7 separate regions of the Homo sapiens genome follow, and regions 2, 3, 4, 5, 6 and 7 are each linked to region 1. The links are chromatin loops, found by intact Hi-C in ENCODE. Cell type or tissue: PC-9. All regions are shown on one strand.

Region 1 (4,000 bases):
TGAGGTGGAAGTGTTAATGTATCTGTTTTGAGCACAGGTCTCAAGAAGTTCTGTTCTACTCGTTACTCCATGAGAACATGCCTGGCCTATCCAGATGGAGGATGAGAACCATGTAGATCAGAGCTGTGTCCCCTCAGTCCCATCCCTACCTCTCTGTTGAGGCCAACCTAGAAGATGCAATAGTCAGCCATCCCCTAAACATATGAGTAAGCTCAGTCAAGATGAGAAGACCTGACCTCCACTTGATCCCAGGCATATAAGCAATTGTTGCCACAGAGGTTTTATGGTTGTTTGTTATACAGCATTCCTGGTGTCTTAGGTAATTGACACATTGATTAATAGCATAACTCCAATTTAATTTATTATTGGAATGTACTTAGCTAAAAGGCATTTCTCAGTTTCCTTTGCTGAGTATGCCCACTTGCATAAGCTCTGGAAAATGAGATATAAATACAAATCTTGTGTAATACTTTCAGAAAAGTTCTTTAAAGAAGAAGGAAGGGTCTTCTTTTGCTTCTCCTCCTTGTCTCTGGACTGCAACATTGGTGAGATGAGTGATGGTCCAGCAGTGAACTTGGGCCATGGATGATGTTAAGGATAGAAGCCACTCAGTAGGATAGAAGAAAAGAAAGATGGAAGAAGGATCCTGGGCTTGATGACCATGAAGTTTCCCTATAAACCCTCAACCACCTATTCATTGACTTCTTTTGTGTTAGAGTGAATAAAATTTTGTTCATGCCAGTGTTATTTTTGGTTTTACTCTACACGCAGCTAAACTTAATACTAATTGATACAAATACCTAGTTTGTTAATCTGAAGGTTTGTGTCAATCTTGCTACAAATTATTTTCTACTCATATCCATTTTCATGTCCAATTTTTGTTCTTCCCCTAGTGACAATGAAACAGATGTTCCTACTCATGTGCAATTGTTATGGTCTATTTTCATTCTGCCCATAGAGGTAATGAAAAGATGTAACTTCAGAAGATAGGAATCATAGATATGAATGTTATCTCTATGACAGTTCAAGAAAAATTGTTGGTTATATAAATGCAAGGGATGCTCTGGGCTTGTTGTGGGAAGGGGCTTGAGAACTTGGAGATACATAAAAATGATCTAATAGCCAATCCCTAGATGTGTGAGAACATGTCTACATTATGGGATTCAGAAGGAAGATAAAGATACCGTTATGGGCTTTTAGAGAGAATGTGAGTAGGAGAAACAGGAGAACTGAAATCTATGAAATTTTATTTGTATTAAATTTGTATTAATTCTTTTTTCCACTGGATGAACTTTATTGTTTCTAGAAGAGATTTATGTGAATTCACGTAATTTCTTTATCCCATTCTCACTGCCATGATTAGATTGAAAGAGTAAAAAGCTACAGCTACTACCCCCATCCTCCCACTGCTATATAAAGATAAAAAAAACTCCACTTTTTTTTTCTGAACCCTCTCATGTGTTCATATAGAGCTGACCTTTGAACAACATGGGGGTTAAGGGTGCTAACTCCCCATGCAGTGGAAAACTTGCATATAACTTTTGACTCCCCCAAAACGTTAACTACTAATAGCCTACTGTTGACCAGAAGCCTTACTGATAACATAAACAGTGATTTATATATAGTTTGTACGTTATATGTATTGTTTACTGTATTCTTACAATAAAGAAAGCTAGAGAAAAGAAAATATTAAGAAAATCATTAGGAAGAGAAAATGTATGTACTATTTATTAAGCGGAAGTAAATCATCATAAAGGTCTTCATCCTTGTTGTCTTCACATTGAGTAGACTGAAGAGGAGGAGGAAGTAGAGAGGTTGGTTTTGCTGTCTCAGGGGACGCAGAAGTGGAAGAAATCCACATATAAGTAGATCTGTGCACTTTCAACTTGCTGTTCCAGGGTCAATGATATACATGCCCAACAAATTAACTGTGGTCCTAAATACAGGGAGACTGGGAGCAATTTTTAGCAGAACACAATTGAGAGCCACTAGATGGTGCTTCAACTTAAGTCTCTTAACATTTCGAAGCAAGCTAAGACCTACTAACCTTAAGCAATGTAATCCTGCATTAAAAAAAATTTTTTTCCATACTTCTCCATTTACAAATTCTTTAGGTCTTCTTGGGTGGTTTTGGAACAATTACAGAAGGAGAATAAAATGGTTTAACTTGAAATTAAGGGGAAAAAAATCTTTTTGGTTCCTAAACTTGAATTGTACTACCCTTTTCATTTAATGTTAGTAAAAAACATTTTGTTTACCAAACAAGATAAAGGGATATTAATAGATTCACTTCGGGGAATGGGGAAATGTGAGGATATTTTAGTGGTTAAACCAAGATTAGTACTTGTTTCTTAAACTAGAGAGTTGAGATCACCCAGTCATAAAATGCAAATAGCTGCTTGCTCATGTTAATAGCAGCAGATGGTTAGAGCTACAGATGAAATTAAGTGGCCTTCTTCACTTCCTAGATCCTCCTCCATATCTCCTCCCCCATCATCTTTTAGAGGCATGTGTGGTATTCTAAAGTTAAAAGGAAGCTACGGATAATTGAGGTCAACTTCCTCATTTTGAAAAAGAGGAAACTGAGACTCTCAGAGTTAAGTGAACATGGAGTGTTACTAAGAAGCCAGCTGGCCTACTTGGCTTGTTGCTGAGAGGAAGGCAGCCACCCTAAGGCCACAGTCAGACATGGCACAACTAGGGGAAGAGGGCTGACCATCTCTTTCTTGGTCCCCATCTTACTAATGAGGACTGAGAGCCCTTCACAAGCTTTCCCTCCTGTCTGATTGGCCAAGACTGTATGACAATTCTTTAGCCAATCCCTGGCAAAGGGACTGAGATTTTGCTTATGTTGATTAGTCCTTTCATGCAGATGGGACTAAGATCAACACCTTTCTTCAGACACACATCTTGTGGGAGAGGAGTGAGTGGGACTTGAACAAAATTGGGGCTTTGTTAAGAAGGAGAAATGAAGTATGTGTGTGAAGCCTTGATGAGGGGGATGATAGTAGTCAAACTTAATTTTAGAAGGCACATAAGAACATTGAAGGTGGACGCAGGCAGGGAAGAAAGGCATGCTGGGAAGAGAGGACAGCATGGATGAAGGCAAAGTAGTGTAACAGGGTGTGTCTCTTTCAGGGCAATGGGGAAATTGTCCATATCATCTCCTCACACAAACTCTACATTTCATGAGGTCATCTGAGGACAGAAGACTGCTATTAAGAATGCCAGGAGAGTTTTGCAGGACAAGCAAATCTTGATCAATTTACAATGTTTTCTGAACAGAATGTCCAAATATTCTGACTGATTCACCCAACATTGATTTTAAGATTAAATAAGGAGCCAAGAACATTGGTTTATACAAAGTAGAGAACCAAAGAGAGGCTGGGGAGAGGCAGTGAGTCTGACAGACGATGTCTCTAATCTCAGAAGGGTGGGACTTGGTTTCTGAGCTGGGTAAAGCTGGCAGAGTAGAGACAATTCTCCTTATTCTGGTTTTTCTTGATAAAACATGAAAATTATTCTTGCTCTTAACCCAGTTGAAGAGAGGGCTTGGGGAATAATCTTTATACATTTCTAAATGTCCTTGTGAAAAGTGTCATAGAAACCCAAAGTCTTATTATCCATCCTACCTGTTTCCAAATGCTCCTCATGCACACATTGGTGTGTTCCTCCCTAGAATGTCTCTTCTCCTTAAGACATGGGGGGCCAACACACAGATAAAACATTTTTAGTTGTGACTTCTTCAGTTTGAAGCTCCCACATGTTGAGGAGGGAGCTCTTCAGAGTATAATAGTCACCAGGGAGGAAAGAAATAAGCATCTCTGCACAGGGGAAGGAGGTCATGGGGCTAATCAAGAGAATTTGTAAATATGACAGGAGGGTGACAAAAAACATTCACAGGCTCACATTCAGAAAAAGTAAATTTAACAAGATAACACTAAAACAAGAGGAATCGTGAAGTTCAACCAAATGTTATGACTTTTAAGGGAAAACAATA
Region 2 (4,000 bases), 140 kb after region 1:
CTCTACTCTTCTCTCCTCTCCTTAAACCAGATGCAGTGTCCTTTGACTAGAGTGGGGAGGAGGCGAGCTGACTCCACATTTCCACCCAAGTGGGACTGTGATGAGCATTGGAATGACCTGTTCAGGATGTCACTGCTTACTGTCTCTGGCTTTTGGCAGAAAGAGGAAGGAGCAAGAAACAATTCCAGAGAAAAGGATAAATTAAGAGGCCAAATAACCTTCACGATTGTTTTTTAATTAAAATTGATGTTCACACAAATGTCAGTCAGCTCTGTAAGTACTAATTCTAGAGAAATACTAATTAGTAAATTTTAACAATTGAAGGCCATATTAATATTCATTTTTGTAGATACACAAAATACCACTTACCCCAGTTTCCCCTTGAATCCCAATAACACTGCACTCTGTGATTATGGAAAATTGCACCACTTGAGTTCTGACTTTTGAAATTACCTATGTTTTTAAATATAAAATGAGCTGATTCTTAAAATTCAGAAGTGAATGGCTTTCAGGCTGTCACACACCTTGAGAATATCAGGGTTTGGGGGGCAATTCTGTGCATGTCCCCGCTCCCTTCAGATCTTGCCATCTGCCCCACGCACACCATCGCCCACCCCTACTCTCTCCTACTGCCTCTGGATGAAGCCTGCCTGTTGTTCACACGTTTTATGCTGTGTTATATAGAAGAGTGCTTAACAGCCTCTTAGCTCCATATGACATTGGGCAAATCACTCAATCTCTGTGCTGTATTCGCCCCATCTTTAATATAAGAGATCATTTAGAACTTATCTCATAAGGATATAAGGAATAAAATAAATTAAGATGCATACAGTGCCTAGAACAGTTTAGCAATGTAGTGTGAATGTTAAATATTATCTTCCAATCCTTGTGTTTATACTATTCATCTGTGAGCCCCTCCAGGATTGTTCTCTCTGATAATTTAATCCTCCCTGTCCTGTCAATTCAGACGAATTTCTTCCTCATGTGAAATCATTACCGGTACCTTGTACTTAAAACATAATATATTCCATGTGTTATTTATTTTTTCTTATGAACCTTTTTTCCTGTCTCAGTTAGACTGATCTCACAGACAGTAATGCTCTTCACACATTTTTTTTTTCTGTGTCCTGTTGAGTGCTTTGCACACAATAGATCCTCAAGCAAATTTTTGTTATTGAGACTATTGAAGATAGCAACTATGTAGAATCCGGAAAGAAAAGCATGGCAAAAAATAAAGTATTTTGGTATGATGTGTTGGTTCCTGTTCTTACACTGAAGAATCCAGTGCAAGAATCTATGCAAGCAAGAAGGCAAAATTTTCATCTTGTCTGGATGGGTGAGCCTGAAACAAATAACTTCCTTTGTGGATACGATGTGGGTTTTATTTGAAATGTCTCTACAAACCACACAAGAATTTTTATCTTTCTGAAAATTGGTCTGCTAGGGAAAGATACTGACATCTTTCAGTCAATGCAGTTTTCACCCTGTTCAGCACTTCTCCCACAATAGTGGGCAGTCCCTCTGCAGAAATCTCTGCGGAGCTTTGGCCTAAGGGTAGCTCAGCACTCTGACACCACATGTAATTATCTAGAATGCAGGGACTCTGCATAGACCCATATGACTGGTGTTCCTGGTGGGATTCTGGTAGTAAGATGGATGCACAAAGGTAACTGCTAGGGAGTGGAGGGCAGAGAGAGACATGCATAATGATAACTTTACACCTCTACTACTTAGGGGGAAGAGCCTGTTCAATCTGACTTAGTTTAGAGGATGTGGGTTTGTCTTGTGAAAAACTGAATGGTAAGAGTTTGCTCTAAGTCTGATCTTAGCACTTGAAAAACAAATGTCAAATTGCTGTCTATTGAATTAAGAAATTAGCGAATGAGTGAGTGGCCTGAGGAGATCTGGGTGGTTCTAGACCTTCAACTCTGAAAGATGTGAAAAAGACTAGGTTGGCCTGTGTTTCTGTTTCTGTGGCTCAAGCCACACCTGAGATGTCTACTGAGTTATGAAATAAAATGGTGTCATGAACTATTGCAATTTTTCTACCCAAGGCCCTAAGCCTTACACAATCCTCTAATCCATTCTTAAAGTTATCTAAGACACAAATGTGATCATGTTACAGACACTCCTTCAATGGCTTTTTTTTTTTTTGCTACACTTGGAAAAAGTCCAAAGTCCTTAGCATAGCGTGCAAAGTTCTCCGTGTTCTGCCTTCTGCCTTTTCTCCCCATCATGTCTCTTATGTCTCCTCCATTCAGTATTCAAAATTCCATATCTTACACCCTGACTATGGAAAGAATTTACTGTTCTGCAATGTGCCAGATTCTCTTAAGCCTTCCTGCCTTTGCATTCCTTTGCCAGGAATGACCACCAGCTTTTTCTGCCTGGCTAATGTCCACTAATTCCCCAAACATTAGCTCACGAGTTTCCTCCTATGTGGCACTTTCTCTGATTCCCTCCAGGAAGAGTTAGGTGTTCTCTTTTCTCTGTTCTCCCAGCAATCTTTGACCGTCTTTTTTGTTACATACTTGTCTTTCCCTCCAGACTGTGACCTAATTTAGGGCAAATATTCCATTGTACCACAGAGCATAATTTTGGTAGATAGCTATTGTTGTCCATAAATGTAATTATGAATTATAATACAGCATAATGATTATATTACACATGTTGAAGTTAGTCGAGCCTGTGTTTGCATCATAGAACCTCCATTTTTCGGAACTGTGCCAGTTTTGTAACCTCTCTAAGTTTCAATTTGTTCATCTGTAAAGTGGAGACAATAATCATGTCTTCCTCATAGCCTTGTGTGAGTATTAAGTAAGACAGTGACTGTGAATGTTTCAGCCCAGTGCCTTGAACACAGTGTGTATTCCATTTTGTAGCAGCAGGCCCAGCTGAAGATAGAATTTGTTTTTGTTTTCTCTACTTCAAAAAGAAAGGAGTGGCTGGGCGTGGTGGCTCATGCCTGTAATCCCAGCACTTTGGGAGGCCAAGGTGGGTAGATTGCTCGAGGTCAAGAGTTCAAGACCAGCCTGACCAACATGGTGAGGCATGTCTCTACTAAAAATACAAAATTAGCCAACTGAACCCAGGAGGTGGAGGTTGCAGTGAGCTGAGATCGTGCCACTGCACTCTAGCCTGGGTGACATAGCAAGACTCCGTCTCAAAAAAAAGAAAAAAAAAACTATACAAAAATTGTATTATAATAGTTTATGACACTGTTTTATTCCATAACTCAGTAGACATCCCAGGTGTGGCTTGAGCCACTGAAACAGATACACAGACCAACCTAGTCTTTTTCACATATACTACACTGATGTCAATTTTTCTTGCAAGTGAATTGCAAGGCGTTGTACTTTTATGGTTTTGTGTTCGTTTGTCTGTGGTTTTTTTTGTTTTGTTTTGTTTTTTGTCTTGCTCTGTCTCCAGGCTGGAGTGCAGTGGCGTGATCTCAGCTCACTGCAACCTGTCTCCCGGGTTCAAGCGACTCCCCTGCCTCAGCCTTTAATTGAGTAGCTGGGACTACAGGCACACGCCACCATGCCCGGCTAATCTTTTGTATTTTAGTAGAGACAGGGTTTCACCATGTTGGCCAGATTCACAACTTATACTCAGAAGGCTGGAATTCTAAGCAATGTTATTCAACATGTGACCCAAGAACTGGTGCTGCAGTCTGTGACAAGATAAGGACAGGTATTGACAGGAATATTTAGAAACTTTCGTAGCAGTTTGGTGTTTCTGTGACATCTAGGCATGTGCTTGCTTTTCTGGCAATTATTTTTATTGTGTTGTACGAAAGAACTAGTCTGCAACCAAATGTACATAAAACAAAAACAAAACTAGAACTTCACCATACACAATTTGAGAAGCATTGGCTGAAAGTACTTAAAAACCAACTAGTTCAGTCTTTTTCATATTGGACTTAAGACTACCAACACCCAGAGAGGTAAAGCAAGAAAATAAGGAACCAGACCTAAAACCCAGGCATACCAATTCCTGT
Region 3 (4,000 bases), 130 kb after region 1:
GGATTTGTTCTCAGGTAAGACACAAAATCAGAGGTAAATCCATGGGACTATGGAGGATCACCCTTATAACTATATCTGAGAAATATTCATGGAGAATATAGGATAAGGATTACACCCACTACTGGTATAAATGAAAAGGAGGGGAGTGAATATTTGACTAATAATTTAAAAGTTCTCAATTTTATGAGTCAATGGACTCATTGGAACATTGCTAAGAATGAATCACAAAGAGTTAATAAAATATTTTCCATTGTATTCAGAATGTATTATATTTTCTTTAGCAATATGTTTACCCTCCAGGATACGTTAAGTAAAGGTGGGCTATGAAGGGTTGGGGGTGGGGGACATCTAATCTGGTAGCAAACATTTGTTTTAAATAAGCTACACGGCAGACAACCCACAAATGTGTATGTGAGAAAACTACTATACAACTTTGCTTAACATTGTTTTATTAAGTTGAAATATGTTTTTAAATAATCTGAAAGAAAAAAGGCCTGGCCCTGGTAAAATCAAAGTGCTAAGACAGCTTTAACAAAAATATCTAGGGCCCACACATCATATCAGTAAAGGAAAAGAGAAAACAGATAAATGTTTTCATAATTATAAACATAATTTGAGTCCCTATCGTATTTGTCTTTTTAGGCAATCAGGGAAGAAAACTGTTATTAAAAGTTATGACTTAGGGCTATTTAGAGTCACTAAGGAATCAAGATGCCTCAGCCTTTTAGCTCAGGTAGAAAAAAACAATTCCTGATTCTAGGAAAGAAGTCAGGGTGAAGTTTGTTCTTATGTCTTACAGTTCCAACTAGAGTTACTTTGAATTAAATGGCGATTGCAACAGCTGAATTTAGTAATAAACAGTAGTCCATACACAGGTTTAGAGATTTGTGTTTTTATAATTTCTGTTCCAGGTTATTTAACTCCTTCTTGCGACTAGATGTTAATTCCCTTAACTTGAGATTTAATACAAAGTTAAACTTTTGTTTTGCTTTGTTTTGTTTTTTGTTGTTGTTTGTTTTTTGAGATAGTCTCACTCTGTCACCCAGGCTGGAGTGCAGTGGTTCAATCTTGGCTCACTGCAACCTCCTCCTCTTGGGTTCAAGCGATTCTCCTACTTCAGCCTCCTGAGTAGCTGGGTTTACAGGCGCCCGCCATCACGCCCGGCTAAATTTTTGTATTTTTAGTAGAGATGAGGTTTCATCATGTTGGTCAGGCTGGTCTCAAACTCCTAACTTCAGCTGATCCACCCACTTCAGCCTCCCAAAGTGCTCTTGTTGCCCAGGCTGGAGTGCAATGGTGTAATCTCAGCTCAATGCAACCCCCGTCTCCTAGATTCAAGGAATTCTCCTGCCTCAGCCTCCCGAGTAGCTGGGATTACAGGCTCCTGCCATCATGCACAGCTAGTTTTTGTATTTTTGGTAGAGACGGGGTTTCACCGTGTTGTCCAGGCTGGTCTCGAACTCCTTCCTCAGGTGATGACTGGCCTCAGCCTCCCAAAGTGATGGGATTACAGGCATGAGCCACTGCACCCAGCCTGAAGTTTAACTTTTTAAAGAAAATATTTAATTAGTATTCTCAGTTCATTGAGTCAGGGATGTGCTGTACGTCAAACACAGTCATGAGTAAGACATCCCCCTTTGCCTGTTGGCAAGGCCCAAGGAGAAGCAATGAAAGAAAAATGGGATATTTTTATTTGTGGCGAATATCACAGTATACTTAGAAGCTCTATTTAATTTTCCTGTTTATAAGCAGTGAAAAAACCTCTAAGAGTTCTTTGACCTGACAATGATCATGCAGCCATGTCAAAAAAAGGAAACTGTGGACTATTCTATGTACCCATGTGTCTACCTATTCTACTTCTCTTCTCTTTGTACAATCTAAACTTAGGTTTCGACTCATTGGCTTAGATATTTCCTCAGATAAATAACTCCAAAGTGAGCTCTGAATCATACTTGCCTGAAAATATTTGAAAGTACTCTTTTATAAATCCTTGTATCTAAGGTCTTCAGAAAATAAGGAAAAACATGCTGAAACATCCTAAGGAATTGGCAGAGGCCAGGAAATATGAGCTTGTTATGAGGGGGAATTTTGTTGAGACCTCTGAGGAAGGGAATGGTTTATTGTTCTGATTTTAGCAGTCAGTGAAAGGGACATTGGCTGAATGCCAGGTAGGGAAATGAAACCTGTAATGAAAAAAAGCCCTGCCATCAGAAATCTAACCACATCTTCCCAGCACTCACTGGAATTTTGTAAAATAGCTTTTGCAAAGTAACCTCATAAGTATAAACATTACATTTATGTCAGCCTACTACACTCATCTGCCCAGGATTGGGATGCCTTTCGGCTCCACCAACTAGAGAAAGAAAGGCATTCCCGAAATTGTACCAGACGGATTATTTGTGGTCTTAAGTAGGAAGAAACCCATATAGGAAGGCTGATCCCAGCCCTCGCTGGCGACATGCAGCCTACACAAGACTACTTAGCTTCAAAAGAAACTCCAACTCATCAGGAGTAAAGATTGACAGATGCTAGAGGCAACCTTAATATAGGCCTGGCTTAAAGAGTGTATCTAGATCAGTATATTTTAAGTGATTAAAATCATATGAAATATATTCTTTGATGACAATGAAATAACTTATTAGAAATCAATAACTTATTAGAAATCAGTAGCAGATAGGAATTTAGGAAATTCACAAGTAGATGGAAATGAAACAACACACTCTTGAATAACCAGTGGGTCAAAAACTACCAAAACAGACTCAAGAAAAAATAGAAAGTTTGAACATATCTGTAATAAGCGAAAAGATTAAATCAGTAATTAAAAACCACCCAAAGAAAAGTGCGAGACCATATGGCTTCACGGGAGAATTCCACCAAATATTTAAAGAAGAATTAGCACCAATCCTTCTCAAATGCTTCCGAGAATTAAAAGAGTAGTTCCAACTTATTCTATGAGGCTATTAACCTGATGTCAAAACCAGACAAAAACATTAAAAAAGAGAAAACTATAGTATAATATCCCTCGTGAATATAAATGCAAAAATTTTAAACTAGATTTTAGCAATATGAATCCAATAATATGTAAAAGGGGTAATATACTATGACCAAATTGTGTTTATTCCAGTAGTGTAGTACTGACTTAATATTTTAAAAAATGAACATAATTAACCAAATTAAAAAACTGAAAAAAAACTCTACTGAAATAAGTGAATATATTTATGCAAAACAAAACCAAAAAAAAAGAACTTTGGTCTATGTCTCATGCCATATTAAAAATACATGAAGATGGATTATAGACCTAAGTGTAAAAGCAAAACTGTAAAACTTCTAGATGAGACGTGAGAAAATTTTTGGTACCTGTTAGGCAAAAATTTCTTTTGCCCAATATCAAAAGCACTATCCATAAAAGAGAAAAAAAGATAAATTGGGCTTTATAAAAAGTATAATTTTCTGCTCATCAGAAACACTGTTCAGGGAATGAAAAGACAAGCCACAGGCTGCGATGAAGTATTTGTAAAGTGTGTATTTGAAAAAGAACTTGTATCTAGAATACATAAAGAATTTACAAAAGTCAGTAATATGAAAGCCAACTACCCAATTCTTAAAACTAGGCAAGATATTTGAACAGATACTTCTCTTCATTGGAGAAGATATTCAGGCCAGGCGCGGTGGCTCATGCCTGTAATCCCAGCACTTTGGGAGGCTGAGGCGGGCGGATCACGAGGTCAGGAGATCGAGACCATCCTGGCTAACACGGTGAAACCCCGTCTCTACTAAAAATACAAAAAAAATTAGCCGGGCGTGGTGGTGGGCGCCTGTGGTCCCAGCTAGTCGGGAGGCTGAGGCAGGAGAATGGCGTGAACCTGGGAGGCGGAGTTTGCAGTGAGCCAAGATCCTGCCACTGCACTCCAGCCTGGGCAACAAAGCGAGACTCCCTCTCAAAAACAACAACAACAACAAACAAACAAACAAAAAAGAAGATATTCAGATGACAAGTAAG
Region 4 (4,000 bases), 180 kb before region 1:
AAAGTGAAGGAGTTGGGATTTGAACTCAGGACATGTATATCTAGAATCTGTGCTTTTAGTTTCACTACGCTACTCAAGAATATATGCAACTTTTATTAAGCATTTCATATTTACAAAGCTTTTTAGAGTAAAAACTAGATGTAGTTCAACAGAACTAGATGAAAAGTACAACTACATGTTTGGAAGCACATTTTCTCAAGCACTCCCATGGTATACTGTAACACCACTGCAATTTAAAAACTTACTCTTTTCCCTTGACCTCTCTTGTTCCAATTAAGCTTGTCTCCTCTGTAGTGTGGAAAACAACAGAATATTCTCGATAATAACCATTAATACACATGGCTCTGCTTTTGAACATGGTATTGGGGGAGGGGGTACAATGCCAATCAGTTGTTCTAAATGACGGCCGTACTGCCCCTTGAGGGACATTTTGGAGATTTTAAGGGCATTTTTGGTTATCAAGACAATTGGGGGACATTTAGTGGGCAGGGGCCAGGGATCCTATCCTGGAAAATTCTGGTCAGTTCTTCAAAATTAATTGATCTGAGTCCTGCAAAAATTTTAAATGCTCTGCCAGAGCAAATCTAATGCTAATATGTAGATAAAACTGAATTTTAAAAACGAATTACAAAAAAGTCCAGTAATTTAGAAGCTTAAATAAAAAAGCAATGGCTGTCTCAAAATCATTAAATAATTGAGGTACTCTTTGAATCCTGACTATAGTTCCACATATATTTAGACGAAATATCTCTGGGCAATGGTGCACTTAGTGTAAATACATATGGAGAGTTGAGATGCCTTTTAGCAGACTTAGAACAGAATATCAATAAATTGTAGGACATGCAAGAATGCTCACTCATGAAATTTCACTAATAAACGTTGTTATAAAAATTTTTCCACATTATTGCCATCTAGAGATTATTATTTTTGCACGATAGGAAATTTAGATTAGGCGAAAGTTACTTATTGATAAGGACCATCTCATTTGTGAAACTATTATTCGTTTCCTATTCTTCACTGTCTAAATTCTGTCTAATTTGTCTGGCATGTTTTCCCTACTTAAGTTAAATAGAAGAAAAAAGGAGAGTTAATTTTTTGAATGCTTAATTTGGGTTTGAAAAGCTTTTAAAGCATTTTGAAGTCTTCTATATTCATTCCAAAATAATTTAAGCTGTATACAGGCAGTCTCTGCTTACAGTGGGTCGACTTAACGATTTTTGACTTTACCATGGGTTTATGGGTATTGACTGCATTTTGTACTTAACAATGGGTTTCTCGGGTATCCCCACGTACAGGGAGCATCGACATATGCCTATTGAGTTAAAATAATATATGCGCCAACATAAAGCTAGAAAATACAACCGCAAAATCACCCGCGAGCCGGACGGCCAGGGAAGCGGTTAGCGCTGTGACGCCGGCGCGCAGGTGAACCGTGAGAATCGCCTCTCACCTCTGGCCGCGGAAGGTCCGGGGCGTGGTCGATACGGACGGCGGAGCTGACGTAGTCGATGCGGTTCCGTTCAGTGGCCGTGAAGATGTTGTCCGCCCTGGCTATGTCCTCCGGGCTTGGGTCAAAGATACGCAGGTGAAGGTCTTGCCTCCCGTAGGGGGCGAGGAACCGCTCTACTTCCTGCAGCGGGTACAGCAGCTTCCTCAGCTGCTGCTTCGGCAGCCGCAGCACCTCAGCAAAAGCTTGGGACGTGCTATTATAGCGGCTCAGTCGCTCTAGCACCGCAGGCATTTCAAAGAGTCTTCCCGCTCCCAGCCGCAGCCCGGGCGCCGCCATTCTCCCTTCCCAGAAGACGGGCAGAGAGATTTTACTCCTGTGGCCTGGGTTGCGCGTGCGTGACTTCCCGCTGCCGCGACGCCTGCTGGGAGTTGTTGTCTCCTCTGGCCTCGCTCGTTCCGGTCTAAGTGTTTTGCCTTCAGTGCGCGGGAGGAGGGTGGAGGCAGGCGGTGACCTGCGGGGAACAGCTCACTGGGTTTCTTTAACACCGTGGGCTTAACGATTATGTCTTACTGGAAGGATGTTTAACGGTTTGCAGAGGTGAAAGACCTATCTGGCCATGTGGCCTTTGAGTCTCAAGCGAAGGACTAAAGTGTGAAGCTCCGATGCATTCCAGGAACGTTTGATTTTCACAGTTTTTGGTTATCTTATTAACTGTTGACGTTTGTCGTAAGTCCGCAGCACTAGGATAAACACTTTTGCAAAAAAGAAAAGGGCTGATGAGAAATGTGATTGTAATAGCACCTCGTTTTCGTGGAAGGGACTGTTTGTATTTCCGCCTTCACTATAGGTGCAGGAAATGTCATTAAATTTTAGAGATTTCTTATAAAAACAGTTTTGCACAGATGTTACAGAATTGTTTCGTGGACGTTTCGTAATATCATCTTATTTCAAAAGTTTCTCCCTAAAGTCGATCAGTACTGAAATGGGAGATACAGGTATCATAATGATGAAATGAATAACTGAAAAATATTCATATGTTAAAAAAACTAGGTTTTCTAAAACATCAGCAGCCCAGAAAGGGTAACTCATGGTTTCTTGAGCTATTCCCCAGGTTGTTCAGTAATTAAACAGTACAATTCTTGAATAAATATGATACAAAAATTAATGAACAGAACCTGCGACTTTGAGGGCAGCCAATACGGCAGCCTGATGTGCTGCTGGCTGGCTAATTTTTTATTGCTCTTTGCATTAGGGTTTGGGGTGCCTTTCTGTTCGCTATTCTCTCTCCTCCATGTATAAAAGTGTGTATAATACTCTGTTGTATACATCAGAAATTTGGGATTCTCATTAGTGTGTGTTTCACTCATCCATGTGAAGAGATCACCAAACAGTCTTTGTGTGAGCAACAAGGCTGTTTATTTCACCTGGGTGCAGGTGGGCTGAGTCCCAAAAGAGAGTCAGCAAAGGTGGTGGGATTATCATTAGTTCTTATAGGTTTTGGGACAGGCGGTGGAGTTAAGAGCAATGTTTTAGGGGCAGAGGGTAGATCTCACAAAGTACATTCTCAAGGGTGGGGAGAATTACAAAGAAACTTCTTAAGGGTGGGGGAGATTATAAAGAACATTGATCAGTTAGGATAGGGCAGAAACAAATCACAATGGTGGAATGTCATCAGTTAAGCTGTTTTCCCTTCTGTGGATCTTCAGGCCTTCTGGATGTATACGTGCAGGTCACTGGGGATATGATGGCTTAGCTTGGGCTCAGAGGCCTGACGCTGTGTATGTAATATACTTTGAAAGTGCTTTTATACATGCCATTTTGTTTTCAAACCTTGGAACCCCAGGTTTGGAAATAAGAGCATAAAAGAGTTTTGGCGATTCTTAGAAAGGTTTTAGAGGTGTTCCGGGATTAATAGACATTATAGTATTCATTTAATAATCATTCATGTTTCTGAATTCTAAATCATTTTGGATTTCACCTGATAGGACAAATCATTTTAGAATTATTTGACAGGACAGTTTTTGCAACAAATTGTCTTGTCATGCAAAGCTTGAAGGATCAAACGGTCTACTGGAAAGAAGTATGACTAGTAAAACCACTTGACAATTTATATATTTTTTTCTCTTTCACTTCATCTTTTAAAAGCATCTGTGTAAACAAAGCATATAAAACTTCAGGATGATTTAGAGTTAATAATACACTATGTTTTCCCTCAACATGATTAAACTCATAATTTGCAGAAGTTCAAATATGAAACATACATAGCAGTGAGACCTACTAGTGAGACAGGTGAGGGCTAGAATTGGGAGGAATTAGTTTATAATAACCCCATTGTAGGGCTGCAGTGGAAATCATCTGGTCTACAGGGAATTATCAAAGCCCAGGAAAAGAGGCTCACACCTGTAATCCTAGCACTTTGGGAGGCCAAGGCAGGAGGATCGCTTGAGCCTGGGCAACAAAACGAGACTGTCCCTAAAAAAATAATAAAAACAAAATTAGTATTGAAGGGAATCAAGTCTGGTGGATAGGATGTTGTGACAGGACTTTCTG
Region 5 (4,000 bases), 80 kb after region 1:
CCTGGGGACTAGACCAATATTAGCCAGAAGGTTAGAAATTACGGTTTAGGAGTCATGCAGCTGGAGGCTATAAGAATCTGACTCCCTAAACTGCTCCTAAGATCAGTGCTTGAGATACTTTGCAGACCCTGCACTTGATGGATCAGCTGGCACCACCCAAATCAATAAACCGGCTCATCTGATCTTGTGGCACCCACCCAAGAACTGACTCAGCACAAGGAGACAGCTTCGACTCCCTGTGATTTCATCCCTGTCAACCAGCACTCCTGGCTCACTGGCTTCCCCCCACCCAACCAAGTTATCCTTAAAAACTCTGCTCCCTGAATGCTCAGGGAGTTTGATTTGAATAATAATAAAACTCCAGTCTCCTGCACAGCCGGCTCTATAAATTACTCTTTCTCTATTGCAATTCCCCTGTCTTGATGAATCGGCTCTGTCTAGGCACCGGGCAAGGTGAACCCCTTGGGTGGTTACACTAGCATTGGTTTTTGTTTGCCACTGCAGCATTAATTATGTGTTTTTTATGGCAATAGAAATTTTTTTTTACTGCCTTTCCTCAATGTTACATGAAGACATATTTCACAAGTAGGCCAAGTACAAAGTAGGAATAGAAGCTAGAATGGAATCATAGACCAGATTCTTACATAGATCACATCAGCCAGGCTGAGGCTCCATCTGTGTGCATGGCACGGCACAGCTGCGTTGGTTGCTTATAGCTAGCATCTGTTCTGATTGGTTGGTGCCTGTGGCTTTTCAGTTGCTCAGAGTTTTGAATACCAACCCTGGGTACACAGTTATCTCTGAAAGCTAAAATGGTGAAATATAACACATAATGAATGCAATGAGCCAGCTCTAGACACAACCAAGAGAATTCCCGTAACTGGGAACCTGAGAAAGTATAAAAGCACTTAATTGAAGGTGTAAATGAGAGAAAGCAGGTTTGAAATGCAACCAAAACAAAGCCCACACATAGACAACTGTATTTATAAGTTGTTTCTAAATGGGAATGGAACGGTGTTTTTCCGGGAATCTAGGGAACAGTCTCTCTACGGCGACTTTTCTCATGTGAGAAAACAGACATTTAGCAGAAAACCAGAAAATGTTCATTGGCTTCGGTGAACTTTTATTCCAAGTTTCAATGAGGGACCCTGTGCAGAGGCTTGGGACACGGAGACCTCCCTCTGCTGCCTTTAAGGAAGGTCATTAAAAAAAAAAAAATTCCGTTTTTTTTTTTTTTTTAAAGACGGAGTCTCGTTCTGTCGCCAGGCTGGAGTGCAGTGGCCTGATCTCGGCTCACTGCAACCTACGCCTCCCAGGTTCAAGAGACTCTCCTGCCCCAGCCTCCTGAGTACCTGGGACCACAGGCGCCCGCCACCACGCACAGCTAATTTTTGTATTTTTAGTAGAGATGGGGTTTGAGCATGCTGGCCAGGATGGCCCCGATCTCTTGACCTCGTGATCCGCCCGCCCCAGCCTCCCAAAGTGCTGGGATTATAGGCGTGAGCCACCGCCCTTCTAACTTTTCTATTGTACCACACTGATGGCAAGGAAGGGCGGTAGGAAAGCCTGCCAAGGAAAGGGAGGACCGGCCTGCATATTCTTAAGCGCTGTGGGACACTGTTCTGTAGACGTTGCCCATCCCATTGCTCTCTCAGGGAGGGATGAGCCACGGCCAGGAGCAGCTCCTGGTCATCTACTGTACCACGTGTGCAGAGGGAAGACACACTCCCAGAGAAGAAAATGCTGGGAAAAAGAGACCACAGCCTTTGTATGGTGGCTCAATGTAAGTACTTCTTGACATGTCCAGTTGTACAGCTCCTCTTTGGGGTTGGAGCGCTTTGCTTTCCAGGGTGTAGATTGGGGTCTGGGGAAGTGGTGAAGTGGAGTGAAACTGGAGGCCTGGAGCTCCCCCTAGAGGCCAAATGTATTTTACCCTGACTCAAGAAAACCTGGAGCTGGAAGCTTGGCTCATCAAACCTAAAGTAAGAGTAAGAATCAGCAGTATTGTCGGCACTACCCCGGGAAGGGAGAGATACTAAACCTAGTGAACAGTGCAGGTCCGGAATCCTTTATGTGAAGTTCTAAAACTCAAAAAACTTTGAAAATGGAAACTCTTTTGAGACCTATTTGGCAACAACGTTTACCTGCAATATGAGGACATAGTCTTTATTATCTTAATGTGAGTATTTTTATCTTTTATGACAGATATATTAATTAATGTGTTTAATCATGAGAGGCTGCCCATATTCCTAGTAGGAACGTTAAAAGGTAGAGTACCCACTAGGGGTGTTTTAATGTACAGTATATGAACTGTTTACTTCTCTCAAATCTTAAAAATTCAGAAATCTGAACTACATCTGGCCCCAATCAGCCAAAGGACTATAGGCCTGGGTATTATAATGCTCACTACTGTGTGGGCCTCAATCACAGCTCAACCTGTGCCATGTGACTTTCAACAAGTGACTCACTGGCTAGAAGGCTCAGCTTCTTCTTTAGTAAGATGGAAATATCACTAGTTTAGATATTAAATGAGTTTATGCACCGTGTTCAGCCCAGGACCTGGCAAATAGTAAACATCTAAGAGTGTTAGTGATTATTATCATACTTTGTTATTATTACTTGATCTGAGAGAGTGCATACCTCACTTTACTCTGATTCACAGTCACCAAAGAGTCATTTGACTACCAGCCACCAGGCCCACTATTACCAGGAAGGTGGAATCTTGAAAGACGAACATGAGCTTTTGGGCCACTGATGATCCATTATAAATCAATAATTTGATATTCTAGATCCTATCTCAATCTCTTGAATATCTAGAAAAATCAAATCAAACAAAAATCAGAGATACTCTTGGTTCTGAGACACACCTATACACCTAAAACCTTACTGGTTGCAAGCAGGCTTAAGTTACAGACAGCCAGACAGCCAAGAGCATTTTGAAGGTGGGAAAACTAAGGCAAAGAAATAGAATGATTTTTTTTGACATGAGCACAATAATTGTATGTGGGTCTTGGCTAATGGTTTGTGATTAGTTTACAATGATCCAAGAATCTAGAATAAGATTTTCTTTTCTTTTCTTGTCTTGTCTTGTCTTTTCTTGACATGCAGCCTCACTCTGTTCCCCAGGCTGGAATGCATTGGCACTATCTCGGCTCACTGCAACCTCTGCCTCTTGGGTTCAAGTGATGCTCCTGCTTCAGCATCCCTGAGTAGCTGGGACTACAGGCATGTGCCACCACTCCCAGCTAAATTTTGTATTTTTAGTAGAGACAGGGTTTTGCCGTGTTGGCCAGGCTGGTCTCAAACTCCTGACCTCAGGTGATCTGCCTGCCTTGGCCTCCCAGAGTGCTGGGATTACAGGTGTGAGCCACTGCACTTGGCCTAGAATAAAATTTTCTAAAATGTTGTACATAAAATACTAGTGCTGCAAGAGGTTCTTTGAATAAAAAATTTCCCCAAATTATTTAAAAATGAAACCCTTCTTTCAGGGAATATTTATTAACACCCACAGAATTTGGGTTAGATAGAGTGTACCTGGGGAAATACTGTTTTAGAGAGTATCAACTTCTGTATATAATTCAGGTAGATAATTCTTGGCTATTGGGTAATTTCAAGGGTGTCAAAATTTAATTTTTAAAAAATAAAATAATCACTCTCATCTGAATGTAAAATGAATACATATCAAATATTTTATTTAATACATTAATTAATGAAGGAATCAGTAAGATGTTAAAACTGATTCAAAGAGAATCTGAAGAATAGACACATATAGGCACTCAGCAATACAGAAACAAATTTACCAATTGATGCAGAACTATTTAATGTTTATAGGACAATAAAATGTAACATTTGAAATGATCTTTCCAGCCAGGCATGGTGGCTCATGCCTGTAATCCCAGCACTTTGGGAGGCTGAAGCGGGTGGATCACTTGAGGTCAGGAGTTTGAGACCAGCCTGGCCAATATGGTGAAACTCTGTCTCTACTAAAAATACAAAAATT
Region 6 (4,000 bases), 170 kb after region 1:
GAAAAGGGAGAACAGGAAGTTATTGTTTAGTGGGTCACAAGTTTCAGTTTGAGATAATGGAAAAGTTCTAGAGATGGATAGTGGTGATGGTTGCACACGGTGTGAATGTAGGCTGGGCACAGTGGCTCACATCTGTAATCCCAGCACTTTGGGAGGCCGAGGCAGGTGGGTCACCTGAGGTCAGAAGTTCGAGACCAGCCTGACCAACATGGTGAAACCCCATCTCTACTAAAAATACAAAAAAATTTAGCCAGGCGTGGTGGCACATGCCTGTAATCCCAGCTACTTGGGAGGCTAAGGCAGGAGAATCACTTGAACCCAGGAGGTAGAGGTATCAGTGAGATGAGATAGCGCCACTGCTCCAGCCTAGGTGACAGAGTGAGACTCCTTCTCAAAAAAAAAAAAAAAAGAGGTTTAATTTTGATGATTTACAGTGATATGTCTTCTGTTTCTACTCTTATTATTTAGTACATAGAGGCTAAAGAGACTCCCTGGCTCAATAGCAGTGTCGAGTTTTTTTCTTCTTTTCTTTCCTTCTTTAAAGTGATAGTTCATAGTTGGGTTGCCTTCTGGGATTTTTCCGTCTTTGTTTTTAAATGTATTTGATTGACATGCACTTAAAATTTTTGCACCTTTACTATATACCAGAATGATAAGAAGGATGCAAAATAATGTAACACTAATCCATGTTCTTAGAAGCTAAAGATCTGCTTAGGAGAACACGAACTTATGCGTGAAGTACAAAAAGATCAGAGGAGTGATGCTCTACAGAATTGCTTCTCAGAGAAGAGAGAGCCATCTGGGTTGGAGCATCGGGAAACCCTGTGGAGGAGGTGATGCAGGGCCTGGACACTGATGAATAAGCTGAATCTGGACACATGTAGCAAGGACCTGTGGAGAAACGGCCAAAGAAGTAACATGGTCCCAGCTGCCGGCTACTGAAAACACTGCGTGCTCCTGCCTTTCCCCCATCACACTAGCTGTTCCTCTTTCATGTCCTTTACTCTTTTTCTTCCTCTACCAGTCCCTAAGTAATTTCTTCTAGCCTTAGGCTTTAAATCAGGGGTGTCCAATCTTTTGGCTTCTCTGGGCCACACTGGAAGAAGAGGAATTGTCTTGGGCTACATATAAAATACACTAACGATAGCTGATAAGCTAAAAAAAAAAAAAAAAAAGTAAAAAAAAATCTCTATGTTTTAAGAAAGTTTACAAATTGTGTTGGGCTACATTGAAAGCCACCCTGGGCTGCATGCAGCCCATGGGCCACGGGTTGGGCAAGCTTGCTTTAAATAGCCTCTCGAATTTATAATTCCAGCCTCAGTCCTCCTCGAAGTCCAGACTCATGTATCTAACTGCTTGCTTGACATCTGTATCAGAGTGTCTGATGGGAATTTCAAACAAAACATTTGATTCTTTCTGCCCCAAACTGCTTCTGTCAGCTCTGTTTTCAAAATATATACCACATCGAGTGACTTTTCTGCACTTACCGTGCTTCTAGCACGCTGGTTCAATAGACTGCACCTTTCACTTGTACCACTACATTATCTTCCTCACCAGTTGGTTAACTGTTGTCATTCTTGCAGCCACACTCTATTCTCCAGGCAGCATTCCTAGCATTCCTGTTAAGTCACATATCAAGCTTTGCCACATCCTTGCTTAAAATCGGCCAACATTGCTCTTCTGGAACAAGCTTGTGAAATAGCCCGGGTGTCAGTGCCTGTGCACTCACCATTCCCTCTACTCTGAATGTTCTTCCCCTCCCCCAATACTTGAGTGACTTGCTTTCCATTCTCACTTAAAATCCTTTTCTTTGGATAAGGGTATCTAAAATGGCCTCTTCCCCTTCATCAACATTTACTCCCTCCCTTTAAAAAACAAAAAACAAAAAAACAACAAAAAAAACTCTTTCAAGTACGTATGTAGGCTTAGGTATTTTGTTTTTATTTTTATTGTCTGTTTCCCACCGTTGTAATGTAAGCTCCCGGGAGTCAGGGAATGTTCATTTATGTATCCCTAGTGAGTAGAATAGTGCCTTGCATTGAGTAAATATTTGTCGAATGAATGAGCTGCCATCCTGTTGGTTCACACTTTCTGATGTAAGGTGATATTCTGAGTGATGTGGTCAAGACCTGCCATGCAAGGTCAGTACAGTGAACCGACCACTAAAGGATAGGGCAATCCTAGCAGGACAGGTGCCGGGCCGAAATTGGGACTGGGAAAATGAGATACAACACTTGTCTGCCAGACAAGAGTATCTGGGACTCTAGGGGACTCCACAGCCAAAAGGACATACCAAGCAAGATCTTATAGGTGACACACAGTTGCTGCCATGGCAAGCCTCCTTCTGTGGAAAGCCTGCTCAAGGAATTGAAGAGGCAAATTCTCCAACAGAAATGAACTCTGTGCATACTGGCTGCAGCCATAGTCAGCACTGAACTTTTACATGCAGAGAAAGTTGGCAGCACTGCTGTGGAGAGTATAATATTTATCTTCTCCAATGGGCTGTGAACTTCTAGAGGGGAGAGTCTGCTTGGTTCTGTGTCATTCCCGGTGCTCAGTCTGCATTTTTGCCAAACATTTGAGAGAAGGATTGAAAAAAAGGAGAAAAAAATTATATCATCTTTATCTTCTTGGCCATACCTAAGGGCACGGAGAAAGGTACAATTGGAATGTTCTCCTTCAGATCCAATCGATGTAAATCTTTTGTATGCATTAAATAACCAATGATAAAGACTTTAAATCCACCCCTTCCAGACCCAAGCACTAGTCCCCCAAGCAGCAAATTCATATGCCCACAAGTTCACATCTTTTACATAAAATAACAACCAATAAATAATTGAACTTTAAATCATTCACTCTGGAGATTTAAAATGAATCTTTGGGCCATTCACACAGCTCCTTAATTTCTGCTAGGGCAAGATCTTTAATTTGTACTAGCTAGGAGATGGACATTTTCTTAATTAAGCAACCTGCTACAGGGACAAAAAGGTGCCTACAAGGTTTCCCCAGCAAACTCTAAGTAATTAAAAATAAATGCATAAAGAAAGAATATTAACAACTGTTCTCAAGAGCTTTGACCATTATCCCATTAGGTAACTTTTATTTTTAAAGTACACAGTTTCCTTCAATTTTGGATTAAACATGTGACTTTGTTGACATTTCATGGACAATACTAAGTGTTTCTTTTGGGGGTTACGCTTTCTCAGAACATCCCTGTGAGAAAGGAATAATACAGGGTGGTTGGAGGAGATTAGAAAATTCCAAGCAGCAGTTTCACATGACTAGCAAAATGAAGCTTGAAATAGCTTCGGAAGCTATGGCCTAATAAGATCCTGAAAAAACAGGGATCAAGAGGGCCAGGCGTGGTGGCTCATGCCTGTAATCCCAGCACTTTGGGAGGTGGAGGTGGGCAGATCACGAGGTCAGTAGATCGAGACCATCCTGGCTAACATGGTGAAACCCCGTCTCTACTAAAAATACAAAAAAAAATTAGCTGGGTGTGGTGGCGGGCGCCTGTAGTCCCAGCTACTCGGGAGGCTGAGGCAGGAGAATGGTGTGAACCCGGGAGCAGAGGTTGCAGTGAGCCGAGATCATACCACTGCACTCCAGCCTGGGGGACAGAGCGAGGCTCTGTCTCAAAAAAAAAGAGTAAAGAAAAAGCACCCAGGCTTATGCTTACAGCTTGTCTGCTGGGGATCCTGAACGATACACTGTGGGGGCCACATCCGTGACTAGCAATGACCCTTACTGGAACTATCAACAGGACCAGGTTGATCTAAGAAAAATCATATGGTGACTTGTTTGGTGGAGGGAATGAAACAATATACCACTAAGCCCGCGAACTGTAATAAAATAAGATAAATAAGAAAAGGATGAAAACTCAGCTTTGTTTCAGGGGCACCTTTGTGGAGGACCTAAGAACATATACTAACATTGATCTCAGTACTGACGCTGGCCAAATTTTTCTACAGACACACTTTATTAGCCAGTCAGCACCTGA
Region 7 (4,000 bases), 230 kb after region 1:
GAATTATTTCAGTTAGGATAATGGCTTCCAGCTGCATCCATGTGGCTTTAAAGCACATGGTTTCATTATTTTTTATGGCTGCAAAGTATTCCATGGTGTATATGTACCACATTTTCTTATTCCAGGCACCACTGATGGACACTTAGGTTGAGTCCATGATTTTGTTACTGTGAATACTGCTGTGATAAACATACCACTGCAAGTGTCTTTTTGATAAAACGATTTATTTTCCTTTGGGTAGGTACCCAGTAGAGGGATTGCTGGGTTGAATAGAACATTTTTAGTTCCAGCACATGATCTTGTGCTCTCACTCTTTCTCTTCCTCTCTCATTAAGTGGCAAGTTAACATAAGTAAACTTAACTTTGTGCAAAAAATGCTTTCCAAAGAGGAAGGTGAGGAAAAAAAGTAATCGTAAATAAGAAAATCAATCTCCATGCACTACTGAAATCTGCTATTTAATGTATTCTGTATGTGATACCTTTGTAAGAATATTTTTGTAATTTTTATGTTTTATGAGATAAAAATGTTTTGTATGCCACATTTCCTAGAAAGGTCCTGCTGTACCTCATTTCCCTTACCTTTAAAATAAATCGCCATAATAGATATAATCTTCGTATTTCACATAACTGATGAAAATGCCTTTGTTATTGTTAGAAGTAAAGATCTACTTAAAGAGAAAGTTTTAAAAGTTGTGTAGGTTTTTGTCTCACTCTATTTTTTAAGATTAAAAGTACTCTACATCCCACCCTAAATGACAGAGTGGCAACACAAGACATAGGTTTAATAATTATTTTAATTACAAATTTCCACCAATTCTTGCCAGTCATATTATTGTGGATATCACAAATGAATTATATAATAGTATATTACCTTATATTCATCTGCATGAAACTTAGGAGAAAGGAGAGCAGAAATGTGTAAGTTTCTGAGAATGACACCATAAAGCTCATATTTACAGTATGGTAGTCTGTAAACATACAGGCCTGCCAGTTAAAGCCCACTCTTCTATCATCACCCAGCTGCATGACCCTGAGCAAGTCACTTTTGTTTGCTAATTTTTAATATCATCTATCACCTGACTTCTCTATCTACGAGAGTTAACTGGCTGCATGCAAAATACCATGAAAAATACCATGCACTTTTAAGTGTGAAGTAGCACTGTAAAGTGACTTATATATTACTGGTCTTTCTATTTTTAGAGTATTAATATTCATACATCAGTTAAAAGTCAACATGTGTTTGCTAAGTGATCCTTTTGAAAGGATCCCTTTAAAAGTTCCTAGGCATCAGCTTCACTGACAATCTGGTATGATTCTGAAGCCAGCATTTCAACTCTTGGAAAGATATACAATAGTCACAGCTTGAATTAGTAACTAATAAAATAAAATGCCCTCTTATTCTCCAAAATGTAATAATTCAGGAGTAATGACATCAAGATTTTTCTCCTCAAACTGAGGAGAAAAAAGCCCCACCGTGGCTTGTTTAAATGACTTAAAATACAAGTGGTAACTATGGTGACTAGGGAACCAATGTTTAAAACATCAAAAGATTATTACAAAAATCCAATTTCCCATGAATTTCTAAAAATTAAAATTCTGAGATGTTGTGTCTGAGAAACTGCTTCTTCAGCAAAATATTTAGCACAGACTACATCATCCCAAATCTATGGTATGGCCAGGTATTTAGGTCCTTCAACCAACGTTTTTAGAAAGGGTCCCGTTGCTCTTTACTTGCAAAATGACTATCTCTAGGGCCTCAAAATTCAAGAGACAACCTAGCTTTTATAATGTTAAAAAGGGAAGACTTTGGCATGTAAACTAGAACTACATGATTGTGAATATTTGGCAAATTGATCTCTATGTGTATATACAAGCTATAGCTAACATGATTATTACAAGTTTTTTGGAAGCTTGAAGGCCAAGGAAAATAATCTGCACATATAACTTTCTGATTTATCAAGTACTGAGATATTAATGAATTCTTCATATTGTTACTCCTGTATCAGTTCTTTAGAATTTCTTAGCCTTTGGGTACTCTAAGCCTTGGATGGAACCATTTAGGGAGTAGCTAGATATATGCAAAGAATATTAGGATTTAGAAACATTTCTGGTTTATCAAAGTGAAAAGATAAATATTACAAACACTGAAAATGTGAAAATAAGGTTCAAGAGAGCTGCAAACTATGTGGGTACCAGTTAGAAAGTATCTTCATCTGACTCATCACTCTTGGGTTTGGTAAGTCTTTCTAGTTCTTCTCCATCCTAAAAGGAAACATGAAAGCAGTAATTAGAACAAAACTGGAAATGTAGCATTTTTAAAGGGAAAACCTTACTAACAAATCACTGGTCTTACCTCATTAAGCTATAGATATAATCTGGTCAAATTAAATAAATACTTATGTTCTTGGAAAGTTAACTATAGAAGTATGAGAGGATAAAAAAGTGAAGTGTACTCAGTACTCAAAATTTCAAAGCTAACATGAGCAAAGTGAGGAGCACCACCTGCTGGTCTTGCAGAAAAATGATTAAAGGTTACAGAAATAGGTCTTCATAGGCCTTGTTACCTATATAGATTTTCTTTTGCTTAAAAATTAGAGCAAATGGCATTATCGGCTGTTGGAAAAGAATACAAGACTTCTGGATATACACTCTGGCTAAGAGCAGGGTATCCGAAACTCAAGATCCTAATTTTTTCATCTTTAGAATCTGTTGAATCATGACAGAGGCATTACACCCAGGGAAGCTCTGCTATGAATGTTATTAAGCAATAGATTATTTTTCCCAAAGAGTGAAATGTTCACTGTATAAAATATTTCATATTTTGTGTGCTCAAGAAAATTGTAAATCTAAAGCTAGATGTCTATTTCACTTATTTAAACGTATATTTAACTCCTTAATTGAATCTTCAAAGAGATCATTAACTTGCCAATAAAATGATTGACAGAGCCTTCCAAAACAATTGCAAGCAACTGGGAGATATTCGGAATAATTGCATAAGCATTTTTCTAGAAAATATTTTCCTCCTACTCGCCTTGCAAGGATCCTCTTGAAAACTACCTTTCTAGTGAAATAAACAAACCCTGCCCTTCTGGCATACTGGCTTATGAATAACCACAGGGAGGACTGAGGAGCCAGGCTTTCTATTCAACAGGACTTACTAATACGAAAGGCCAACTTCTCTCACAAATGAGCTTATTTTCCCTAACTATGGTGGAAAAGAAAGAGAAAGGGACTTGGAGTCAGACATAGGTGTACCAGTTCTTTCATTTATTATCTGTAAACCATTTTGCCTGTTTCTTGTAAAACTATGCAGACAGGACAAGACAACCTGTGAGGTATCTTCCAGGTGTATAATTCTATAGTATTCTATGAAGTAACACATAAGGTCCTTGAGATTGACTTATACTTTTTCTCTACACCTGACAGCATTGATTATGAGCCCTTGCAAACATCAGGAGTAAAAGGAATGTTTGTTGATTCGGTTTTAAAAGTCAGAGATCCAATACATTCTTTGACAAATCAGTACTGATTTTATTTTTTTCCTTGAATTAACTATGCTTTAAATTTGGGAAGAACAAGCAAAAAGGAACACCCTCACAAACTTACCCCACTGGAACGCTCCCAAAGATTGCCACTTAGATCTCGGATCCTTTCTTGCCTAGGTGCGTATTCCGGAACTTGAGGCTTGCTGGCATTATAAATAAATATAGAGAGAAGGACTGATGGGGCTTCCAAGAAAAATTCCAGGGAGGGCCTGAAGTCAAAGACCAGGACAGACACTGTTGTGATAATGACAGTGGTAACCTGGGCCATCAAGACATGGAACATGTTATCCAGGAACTTCAGAATGAAAGCCACTGAAAGGCCCTGGAATGCAGTTACAAAAATAAGGGCTACTGAAAATGCACTGTGGCCATAAAAAAATCCACAGTTCTTAATCTGATCACGGTTACTCCTCTGAAGGCCCAGAGTCAGCCCATTAAACAGAATGCCAAAGAAA

The links. Peaks named below come from ENCODE experiments on the same cell type or tissue, not always from the same donor. Only the 100,000 strongest peaks of a DNase experiment are listed, where the experiment ranks them.
Region 2: a loop joins it to region 1, with 9 times the contacts of the local background. A loop is called at or near these places in 2 of 110 quality-filtered maps.
Region 3: a loop joins it to region 1, with 12 times the contacts of the local background. A loop is called at or near these places in 3 of 110 quality-filtered maps.
Region 4: a loop joins it to region 1, with 4 times the contacts of the local background. A loop is called at or near these places in 3 of 110 quality-filtered maps.
Region 5: a loop joins it to region 1, with 10 times the contacts of the local background. A loop is called at or near these places in 48 of 110 quality-filtered maps.
Region 6: a loop joins it to region 1, with 7 times the contacts of the local background. A loop is called at or near these places in 81 of 110 quality-filtered maps.
Region 7: a loop joins it to region 1, with 15 times the contacts of the local background. A loop is called at or near these places in 36 of 110 quality-filtered maps.

Annotation. Positions count from the first base shown.
Region 1 is chr3:112,812,452-112,816,451 of GRCh38, reverse strand. CD200R1L (CD200 receptor 1 like) reads left to right here. Exons shown (of 8, transcript NM_001199215.3): 8 at 477-741. The coding sequence ends at 489. It overlaps CD200R1L-AS1 (CD200R1L antisense RNA 1), which reads right to left. Exons shown (of 3, transcript NR_149027.1): 2 at 1,725-1,789. Among named protein-coding and RNA genes, the nearest start is that of CD200R1L-AS1, 12 kb to the right of the region's middle. In PC-9, CTCF peaks have their summits at 1,785 and 1,985 (motif pointing right); DNase peaks (open chromatin) are centred at 301 and 2,061; H3K27ac peaks cover 1,735 bases.
Region 2 is chr3:112,670,437-112,674,436 of GRCh38, reverse strand. No RefSeq gene overlaps it. Among named protein-coding and RNA genes, the nearest start is that of CCDC80, 31 kb to the right of the region's middle. In PC-9, no CTCF peak of the experiment used is centred here; a DNase peak (open chromatin) is centred at 2,366; H3K4me3 peaks cover 1,239 bases; H3K27ac peaks cover 4,000 bases.
Region 3 is chr3:112,680,171-112,684,170 of GRCh38, reverse strand. No RefSeq gene overlaps it. Among named protein-coding and RNA genes, the nearest start is that of CCDC80, 41 kb to the right of the region's middle. In PC-9, no CTCF peak of the experiment used is centred here; a DNase peak (open chromatin) is centred at 1,940; H3K27ac peaks cover 931 bases.
Region 4 is chr3:112,988,786-112,992,785 of GRCh38, reverse strand. It overlaps GTPBP8 (GTP binding protein 8), which reads right to left and starts at 1,802. Exons shown (of 6, transcript NM_014170.4): 1 at 1,451-1,802. The coding sequence starts at 1,786. RefSeq lists enhancers at 1,545-1,754, 1,633-2,260. In PC-9, a CTCF peak has its summit at 1,683; DNase peaks (open chromatin) are centred at 1,525 and 1,835; H3K4me3 peaks cover 2,924 bases; H3K27ac peaks cover 2,919 bases.
Region 5 is chr3:112,732,822-112,736,821 of GRCh38, reverse strand. It overlaps LINC02042 (long intergenic non-protein coding RNA 2042), which reads left to right. Exons shown (of 5, transcript NR_110017.1): 5 at 126-373. Among named protein-coding and RNA genes, the nearest start is that of MIR9900, 2.3 kb to the left of the region's middle. In PC-9, CTCF peaks have their summits at 1,694 and 1,893 (motif pointing left); a DNase peak (open chromatin) is centred at 1,911.
Region 6 is chr3:112,644,936-112,648,935 of GRCh38, reverse strand. No RefSeq gene overlaps it. Among named protein-coding and RNA genes, the nearest start is that of CCDC80, 5.8 kb to the right of the region's middle. In PC-9, no CTCF peak of the experiment used is centred here; DNase peaks (open chromatin) are centred at 1,635 and 2,085; H3K4me3 peaks cover 1,654 bases; H3K27ac peaks cover 3,127 bases.
Region 7 is chr3:112,580,933-112,584,932 of GRCh38, reverse strand. SLC35A5 (solute carrier family 35 member A5) reads right to left here. Exons shown (of 7, transcript NM_017945.5): 6 at 3,607-4,000; 7 at 1-2,262. The coding sequence ends at 2,197. Among named protein-coding and RNA genes, the nearest start is that of SLC35A5, 21 kb to the right of the region's middle. In PC-9, a CTCF peak has its summit at 2,494 (motif pointing left); a DNase peak (open chromatin) is centred at 2,472.